Regions from separate parts of the Homo sapiens genome. Here region 2 is linked to region 1. Evidence: chromatin loops called from intact Hi-C (ENCODE). Cell type or tissue: PC-9. All regions are shown on one strand. Each heading gives the region's core, and the rest is flanking DNA. Links, peaks and the distances in the headings are about the cores only. Region 1 has its middle 99 kb from the start of MTPN. Region 2 has its middle 79 kb from the start of FAM180A.

Evidence for each region. Hi-C counts contacts between places; a loop is a spot of excess contacts. Peaks named below come from ENCODE experiments on the same cell type or tissue, not always from the same donor. Only the 100,000 strongest peaks of a DNase experiment are listed, where the experiment ranks them.
Region 2: it touches region 1 in a loop (3.0-fold over the local background); 1 of 110 quality-filtered maps calls a loop at or near these places.

What each region holds. Positions count from the first base shown.
Region 1 is chr7:135,876,208-135,880,601 of GRCh38, reverse strand. No RefSeq gene overlaps it. Among named protein-coding and RNA genes, the nearest start is that of MTPN, 99 kb to the left of the region's middle. RefSeq lists a silencer at 2,568-2,617. In PC-9, for the core only: no CTCF peak of the experiment used is centred there; DNase peaks (open chromatin) are centred at 1,171 and 2,571; H3K4me3 peaks cover 610 bases; H3K27ac peaks cover 2,036 bases.
Region 2 is chr7:135,825,903-135,830,296 of GRCh38, reverse strand. No RefSeq gene overlaps it. Among named protein-coding and RNA genes, the nearest start is that of FAM180A, 79 kb to the right of the region's middle. In PC-9, for the core only: no CTCF peak of the experiment used is centred there; a DNase peak (open chromatin) is centred at 2,696.

The DNA.
Region 1 (4,394 bases), core at 98-4,097:
ACAAGAAGAAATACAAAACACTGCTGAATAAGATGTCTTATACATAGGTCCTTTTAAAAATACGTTTAATCAGTTTGATTACTAAATGTACTTCCATTTAAAAGCACTACTGAATGCCAAGTACTATGGACTGAATATTTGTGTCCTCCCAAAATTCCTATGTTGTAGGCCTAACCCCTAGAGTGATGGTATTGGAGATGGGGCCTTTGGAAAGTAATTAGGGTTAGATGATGCCACGAGGGCAGGGCCTTGGTCTGATGAGATTAGCACCCTTCTAAGAGGAGACACTGTGTGTTCACTCCTTCGCCCAAAGCCCTCTCTCTTCTCTCTCTCTCTCTGTACCTCTGTATGCACACAAAGAGGAGAAGTCATCATGTGAAGACACAATGAGATCATTGCCACCTACAACCCAGGAAGAAGGCCTCCACCTGAACCCAACCATGCTGACACCCTGATCTCAGACTTCCAGCCCACAAAACTCTGAGAAATAAATCCCTGTTGTTTAAGTCATGCAACCTATGGTATTTTGTTATGGCAGTATTATTTACAGTCCTCAGGGACAGCAGAAAAGTGGGAATTTTAAAGTTGTGATTTATCTACATATTTGATTTTATATACTTGCTGTACTATCATTTATTTGAGTCATTAGCAATTTAGAAAGCTTTGTATAGCATTGTTGTAAATAATGATTTATTGAACACCAATTTTGATTCTGAAAGGAAAGAATTCTAATTTTAAAATATAAAGAAAGAAGAAAGGAACACAATTGGATATACAGAGCTTATAAAATACAGCTCATAAAACTGCTGGTCTTTAAGTTTCTGGGATGTGAGAGAGTCAAAAGTGTATATCAAGTACTACTTTCTCTCATTTCTTGTTAGTTTATAGAAAATGTAATTCCTAAAGCTCTACTAGAACAGGTAAGATTAAGTCAAACTTGCCTAAGATCCAAATATCCTTGAATACCTTCTATAAATCTTCCAGAATAGTTTTCTTTGGAAGAGAGGGATTATCTAGGTCAGAAAAATTAATTTAATCCTCAAAAAATTTAAATGTATTCCATCACCTAAACAGCATATCTGGATTTGGCAAAATGCCTCCTTATCTTGCTAGGGATTCAGTCCATAGAGACAAAATAAAAAATGATTCATACCCATAAGCATTCAGGAGCTGCAGAGAGCTACCACCACAGTAAATCAGTGAAATGTCTATTTCCCACAGCTGGAATGTTATGTCAATGTGAGAAATAAAGCCTTGGCCCCTGGAAATCACTTATTTCTTCTCATCTGAATAATACCAGCTCTGTCCAGGGCTCAGCTTTGTACCTGCCTGGGGAATATGATGCAAATCCCTGGGAGGAAATTTTCCCCACTCCAAGAATCATCTCCAGCCACAGAATGATCCCTGGGGTTTCACTCTTGGAGAGCCTTGGTGATCTGGGCTGGAAGAGATGGAAAGGAGAACAGGTCTGGTCACTCATATGGGCTGGAATCTCCTTGAGAGCTGCCCCCTGACAGCCCATGGCATCTTTGGGCAGCTCTGACTCAAACATTGCCATCTTCATACTGGGCAAAAAAAGTCCCTGTACTTTTCACCCATTGTTCCTATTTCTTCCTCTTGGCACCATGCTATTGAAGAGGTCTTCCCCTTTCCTAAAAGGCATTCCACTTGAGAGTGGAAGGTAGACCTCCCTCTGCTCTTCACTCTTCCCTGAACCAAATGTATCCCATTATGTCTAGGTGCCTCTTAAAGAGAGAAGCCCAGAACTACATGTAAAGACCCCAGGAAGCCTGATCCCCATGGAGTCAGATTGGGATTTACACCTCCTCCTTGGTATGTGTTCATATTAATGAAGCCTGAAATTATACAGCTTCTTAAGGCAGTCACATTGTACCATTAATTCTTTTTACAATTTGCATAGAATAACCTAACCCAATTAAATGTATGATTACATTAAGAAGCAATTCCTTTAGCGTGCAAAGGCCCCTAGAAGAGTTTGCACATAACCTTATAGAGAGAAGCCTGCTTCTGAATTGATTTCTCAAACCTATTTTCCCCTGTCAGCCTTCTGACAGTCAGGTACCAAGACAGCACTTGATCTGCGGGAAGAAGAGGTAGATTTTGTGAGAAATGGGGAAGTCAGGTCTATGGGATACCACACAGGACAGAATGAAGGGAAGGAAAGAAACGACACAAAAATAGGAGGTGGGATGGTGTCAAAGGAAAGCTTTTCTATAGCTTTTCCAGGGTTTAAAATTGCCTGAGCCAGCAAATCCACTCTTTACCCTTTTCCTTGCAGTGAATTTTCTAAGAGCAGAAACGCAGTCACGCAGTCAGCCTTCTCAGATGGAAAAGGGATTGTTCCCATTGGTGTGTTCAGCAACTTCAAATTTCACCCCCTATTCTGGCAGGTTCTAAGCCACTCTATTGTCCCTTTAAGGCTTTTAAAAATGATCTTTACTTTTCCCCTAATCAACCTAGTCATAAACAGCTGCATGACTCCTTAGCCAAGCAATTAATCATGGCAGGGATGGGCATGGCGGGGAGGATGGACAAACCAGAAAAACTGCCTAAGTAGCCTGAACAGCAGCTGTTGCATCACAGACTCCCAGCATTACAGAGTTAGAAGAACATCTGAGTCGCCAAACCACTGACTTTGCATGTTTTTCACGGAACACTAGAAAGACAAGGTGCAGTGAGGTGGGGCGACTTTGCTAGAGTCTGGCAACTAGCTGAATAATCAGAGAAAGGAGGGAAGGAAACGAATATATTCTGAGCACCTCCAGGCACAGGCTGGGTGCTTTCCATGTATTTAACTCTCACACTAACCTTGTGAATATGCATTGTAGTATTCTTTGTATAGGTGTGCTCACAAAAGTTAAGCCCACAGACCTTGTCCAAGGTCACACAGTTAATGGGTACATGAATGAGATTTGAACCACCTCAAAGCCCATCATATTTCAATCTTACTACACAGCCCCCTTAAAGCCACGAGAAATGCATCTGCAGTCATTTGTTCCATTTGCTTCTTGGTTTGTTAAACTTTAACGCCACACGCTGAAACCCACAGATGCAACTATATAATCCTATAGCAATGAGAAATATAAAGAGGCAATGTTAGGAAAAGTCTCCATATCAACAATGTTATAGAGCCTGCAAATAAGTTTGCCTCTCCAAGCTAAACAGTCACCATGGAGTGAGCAGCAAGAGAAAACCAAGAGTTCCATATCATGTCTAGGAGCATCTTTTAACACGTTTGCAAACAAATATATCACTGTGGGTTTGTTGCCCAACTTACATCTCATTTCTGTGCACAGAAAAGATGCAACTTAGCCATGTTTGCTTGGCCAGGTGAAGCCTGGAGGTGTAGGTCACATGGGTGGAAAAACACAAAGAGCCAGAGTGAGCTAAGTTTGGAGAGACGCTGGTATCAGTAGACTAGGGGGTGTTTCATCCCCCAGTGAAAACATGGCTGACAGCCCTCCCCAAGGACAGTCTGGAAAGCACAGGTCAGTAGAGAAGCCTCAGGCGAATTAGTAACTATGAAGCAGTAACCAGTTGATTCTAAATACTTATCCCTACAAGGAAAAAAAAAAAAGCAATTTAGTCAGGCCTTTGACACTTACCGATTTCTAGGGCAAATTTAATGGTACATCTGTCTCCTTGTGATTCTTCCTTACTGAAAAACACTAGGATCTCAAACAGTATGCTCACACTATGATATACCCCCTAGCTCACCTGACAATAGACAAACTATGCAAGAAGAAAAAAACTAGAAATCATAGATTCAAAAATAAGATAAATGTCTCTATGGAGCTGTTGCAATGCAAAGTGATCAGGGCTGAGGACAGAAGATACAGGCTACGAAGCCCAAAAGCAGGAGGGGTGGCAAATGGCTCCGTCTCTCAAAGGAAGGTGTCTCAGTCTCCTTGGGCTGCTGTAACAAAATACCATATAGGTAGCTTAAACATGTATCTCTTCACAGCTATGAAGACTGAAAGTCCCAGATCAAGTCTGGCAGGGGTCAGTGTCTGGTAAGGGCTCTTCCTCTGGCTTGCACACAGCCGCCTTCTGTACCATGTCATCACATGGCCTTTCCTATGCACTCATGCCGGGGTTGAAAGAGAGAACACAAGCTCTCTGCTGTCTCTTTTTATAAGGGCCCCACCATTATGACCTCAATTAATCTTAACTACAAATATAGCCATACTAGGGGTTAGGGCTTCAACATATGAATTTTGGAGGGACACAAACATTCAGCCTATAACAGAAAAAAAATGACCTGTGCTTCACTGTTGGAATCAGGGGCAAGAAGAGGACTTGGGTTCCAGGCTCATGAAAAAAGGCCAAGAAACAAAGGTACCAATCTGCTGCCTGAGATGAAACTAGAGCCT
Region 2 (4,394 bases), core at 212-4,211, 50 kb after region 1:
TCGGTGAGCAGCTTCCCCATTTATCTCTCCAGATTGTAGTCTTTTTTTTGAGATGGAGTCTTGCTCTGTCGCCCAGGCTGGAGTGCAGTGGCATGATCTCAGCTCACTGCAACCTCCACCTCCTGGGTTCAAGCAATTCTCCTGCCTCAGACTCCTACAAGTAGCTGGGATTACAGGTGCCTGCCACCAAGCCCAGTTAATTTTTGTATTTTTAGTAGAGACGGGGTTTCACCATGTTGGCCAAGCTGGTCTCAAACTCCTGAACTCAGGTGATCTACCCACCTTGGCCTCCCAAGGTGCTGGGATTACAGGCATGAGCCCCTGCACCCAGCCGTAGTCTTGATTTTATTATCCACCCAACCCCTGACAAGGTGGGCATAAGCTTTGCATACCACCAGGTCAGTATAATTAATGGCCAGACCCAACAGGCTAGAGCCAAAAGCATCCTTACAGACCACAGCCCGTGCTGCACTCCAGGGGCTCTGGGTGTGCTGTGCTCCTTGGGAACAATGCCCTGGAGCGGGGTCACACCACGGAAGCCTCCAATGCCACGGACATGGCCTGCTGGCCTTGTTAGCTGCTGATCTCTGACAATGGGCTCTCCCTCCAGATGAAGAGACATTTTCTATGACCTTGAAATGTGTCCTGAAAGGATGAGAATCAGTCATGAATGAACAGATTTAGCCATTGTTCTATACCTGGCATAAAGGTGACAGGGTGGATAAACTCAAATGACTCCCAGGACCAGAAAGTTAACACATGTGTGAGCTCTGGTGAACTAGAGACACACCCAGCTGAAGGCCTTCAAACGCAAGTTTAGAAAATGTGCTAGCCAAACAAAAGACAGCTGAAGACCAGGTTCGGCCTCCTGGCATCCAGTCTGTGATCCCTGGACTAGGAAAAAAAAAATAGGAAAAGCAAGAGATGAGAATAAACAAAGGCAAAGTGTTTTATTCTTCTACTGACTAGCAGCCACATCCTCTCTCTGCTCTGAAGTGTCTTCCAGACTTTGAAAAATGATCCCCATCAAAGGAACATGTTTCCAGGATGTTTTTCTAGGAATCAGAATGCCCTCCACCAGCCAGCCCCTCTCTCTTCTAAGCTCCTTTGGGACCAGAGACGTCTTATGAAATGTCTAGCCGACATTAGAAGGAAATCTGCCGCCGCAGCCTGGAGGGTTTTCTTCTATTGAAACTAGTTGGCATCGGCCATAACAAAAACCGCATGAGTTTGGAGTTATTTACTTGGTGTTGTAACGGCAGCGTGGACCAGCCCAGTCTTCTGGTATTCTGTCCTGATGCCTGGCAAAGACGGAAATGAGGAGACACACGATGACCGCGTCCCAAGTGGTGTTCTGTGTCTGTGCCTGCTAAAGGCGCTAACAAAGAAGCCAGCCTTTGCCTCACACCATCATCACCGGTCCCCTCTGAGATGTAGGGCACAGGGTGAGGGGATGATGAGTTAGGTATCAATCACATCCAATTAGGTTGGAAGTAAATGGGGCCCTAAGCACAGGGTGCACCCAGCTGGAATGATTCCTGCAGCTGCTCCCAGCAAAGATATTGCTCTTCCATAGAGACTCCTAACAGGCTTATGGCGGCAGGTCAGGGCAGGGTGCGGGGAGAGGGGGCAGGTGGGAGAAGTAGCAACAGGGGTTGGAGGCCAGGAAGGGAAGGGAGCGGACTGTCAGGCCTTAGGGACTTGGATCACATGTGAGTTCCATATGGTCTGGTCCAGTAAAAATCATTAAAACAATGGTTGTGAGGATTTGGGATCTAATTAAATAATAGATTATAGTTAATTGATTTACTAATGTTTTCTTCTGATGTCAATCAAAGGCATCTTTTCTGTTTCTTTTCCTTGTATTTTTGAAAAGTAGGAAAACTCCAAGGACAGGGGAACAAGAAGGAGGATAGTTCCCTCGTGTGTGCATTTGAGATTCAGTTTGAGAATCTGTTAGAAAACACTGGGAAACTGAAAGCTACGAGGAGGGAGGGAAAGGGCAGATGGAATCAGTCGGTAAATATCTAACGCCACGAGCTCCCTCGTGCCTCCCACACCATCATCCGGCTGCCCTGGCTCCCAGAACCCTGGTGGGCACAGTTGGAAACCACCGTGGCACCTGCCAGGTCACCAGCCCACCAGACGCCCCCCATCCCACCATGGCTCCTGCACCTCTGCCCCAGACCCTGGCAGACACTCAGTGTCCCCCTGGTCCCCTGAGGGGGTGGCTGCCTGACCAACAGCCTGCACTTTCCCAAGGTTGCCCTTCATGGCCACCCACGGGAGCTACAGCCTCCATAGTACACAGCACAAGTTAAGTATGTTGAATATCACCCCCAGGAAAAGGGCTAAAATAGGAATGAGTTGGCCTAAGGAGACTTCATAATAGAAACATAAAAAGGCCACGGTTAATAAATGTATATGGAGACTATTGGGGGGAAATGTAAGAATTGACATGAAATTGATGTGATTGGAAAGGCATCAGCTACAAAAAAGCCAGAGAAGAGACAAATATTTTCTTGATCAGATAAAGGGTGAGATTGATAAAGTTTAGATGATATGAGCTACCTTAGCCCAGAAATGCCTATCAGTCCAACCTTGAGACAACTTCCCAGCATTTTTGTGGCTTAAAAACAACAAAGAGAGATAATCTCATTTCACTCAGCACCTCGAAAGAACTCTCTGGTGACATGGTAATATGAAACTCACAAATCAAATGCCTCGGGGTAAGTCAGCCTCCTTCACTTTACTGACAAAGTTCTATCATCTGTAAGAGGAAGAAGAATTTCTAACCTGAGTCAACCAATTTAAAATCAGTGATCAGTGGGCTGGTCTGTGTGCTTGAGGATGGCACATAATTTTTTTCTTGTTTGGCAGTATACAAGGACACAAAAAAGTTCCAGGGGAGGTAAGGTTGTCCTGTTAAACCATAAGATTGATGCAAGAAAGACCACAGTAGCGAGCCAAAGTCTCCAGAAAAAGACAGAATGACTCCCAAATCTATAAGACTGAACTGAACGTATGAACAGATGAAGCTAGATCATGCCATCAGAAAAGAAGTTGGCACATTTCAAGTTCATCAGAGCTCGTGGGCCCTATATCCCATATTTGGCCATGATTCTTCAGTCTCTTACAACTTGAGGCTGTTAAACCATCTAATTAGTGCACCTCGTTCCGATTCCAAGCTCCTCACCAAACAATCTTCTATTGACAATTGGCATGAAGATTGTTCTATAGGAAGAGATAGGTGAGAGCCATTACAATGTATTTTATCTGCATGATAGTTGCATTTTTCAATATCTGATTTGATCCACAAGCATATACATTTGTTTAGAGCAAATTTTCTCAAGCATTGGATCTGCTGTCATGATCCTGGCTGGATCAGGCTTTGAACCATAAAGCTAGGGGTAAACCCTTGACCTTGAGGAGACCTTCAATACCATTATCATTGGAGTCAGGGAGCTTCCCTGGATACAACTCACTCTAGACCTTCAACTCACATCTGTAACTCCCACTTGAGTTCTTTGTTTTCTAGACGTGTGTTGTGTGTTGGGCTGCTTTGAGCCTCATCTCCCTAGGTGATTTTCCTAGGGACAAACAGCTTGCACCATGACTCCGGACACTAAGCCTCACTGGGGGTCTCTGTAGCTCTTCATGACTGCTCAGGATCCCGTTAATAACCAGATCCTGCTGCCTGCCAGTGTCTGCCACGTTCCTGTGTCAAGAGGACATACTTTGTAAGATGTCTACCTACGGGTTATTTTTTTCTCTTTGGTCAGTCACCCGGTCACTCTGAAGATTAAACGCATAACCCAGGTTTCTGCACCCCCAGCTGTGGTCAACTGAGTGAAAACAACTCTAGTGCAGATGCCTTGAATATCCCTGACTTCCAACCATCTTATATGGGGCAGAGTCCCAGACAGACAGTGATGGCCTCCAAAGTTAACAGAGTGTTGTCAGCCCCTTTTTCTCTCCAATCAGGCTCTTACGTGCTCACCTGGATGGCAAGTTATCCAGGGATGTGAACAAGTGCTTTCTTTCAGCCTACTACTCATGTCAGTATCCCCAGTGCTTAAGAGGGTGCCTGGTACATAGCAGGGGCTCAGTAAGTGATTTGGAGTGAGTGAATGAATGAATGCAGGCAGTGTTTCTTTACCTTGCCTCTGCCTCAAAGTCATTCACAAGCACAACATGTCCTGGGAGTAACAGCTCTCATGACACAAAGGGATTCTCAGTGGTATGGGAGGGAGAGAGGAAGTCAGTTGCAAATCAAAATATCTAGGGCCTTAAGTTTAATAACCCTCTCCCCCTCCCCCAACACACACACATGCACACATCGCAGGAGATCCTAAAATGGCCACACTGACCCTTTGGAAAGAGACTAAAAGGAA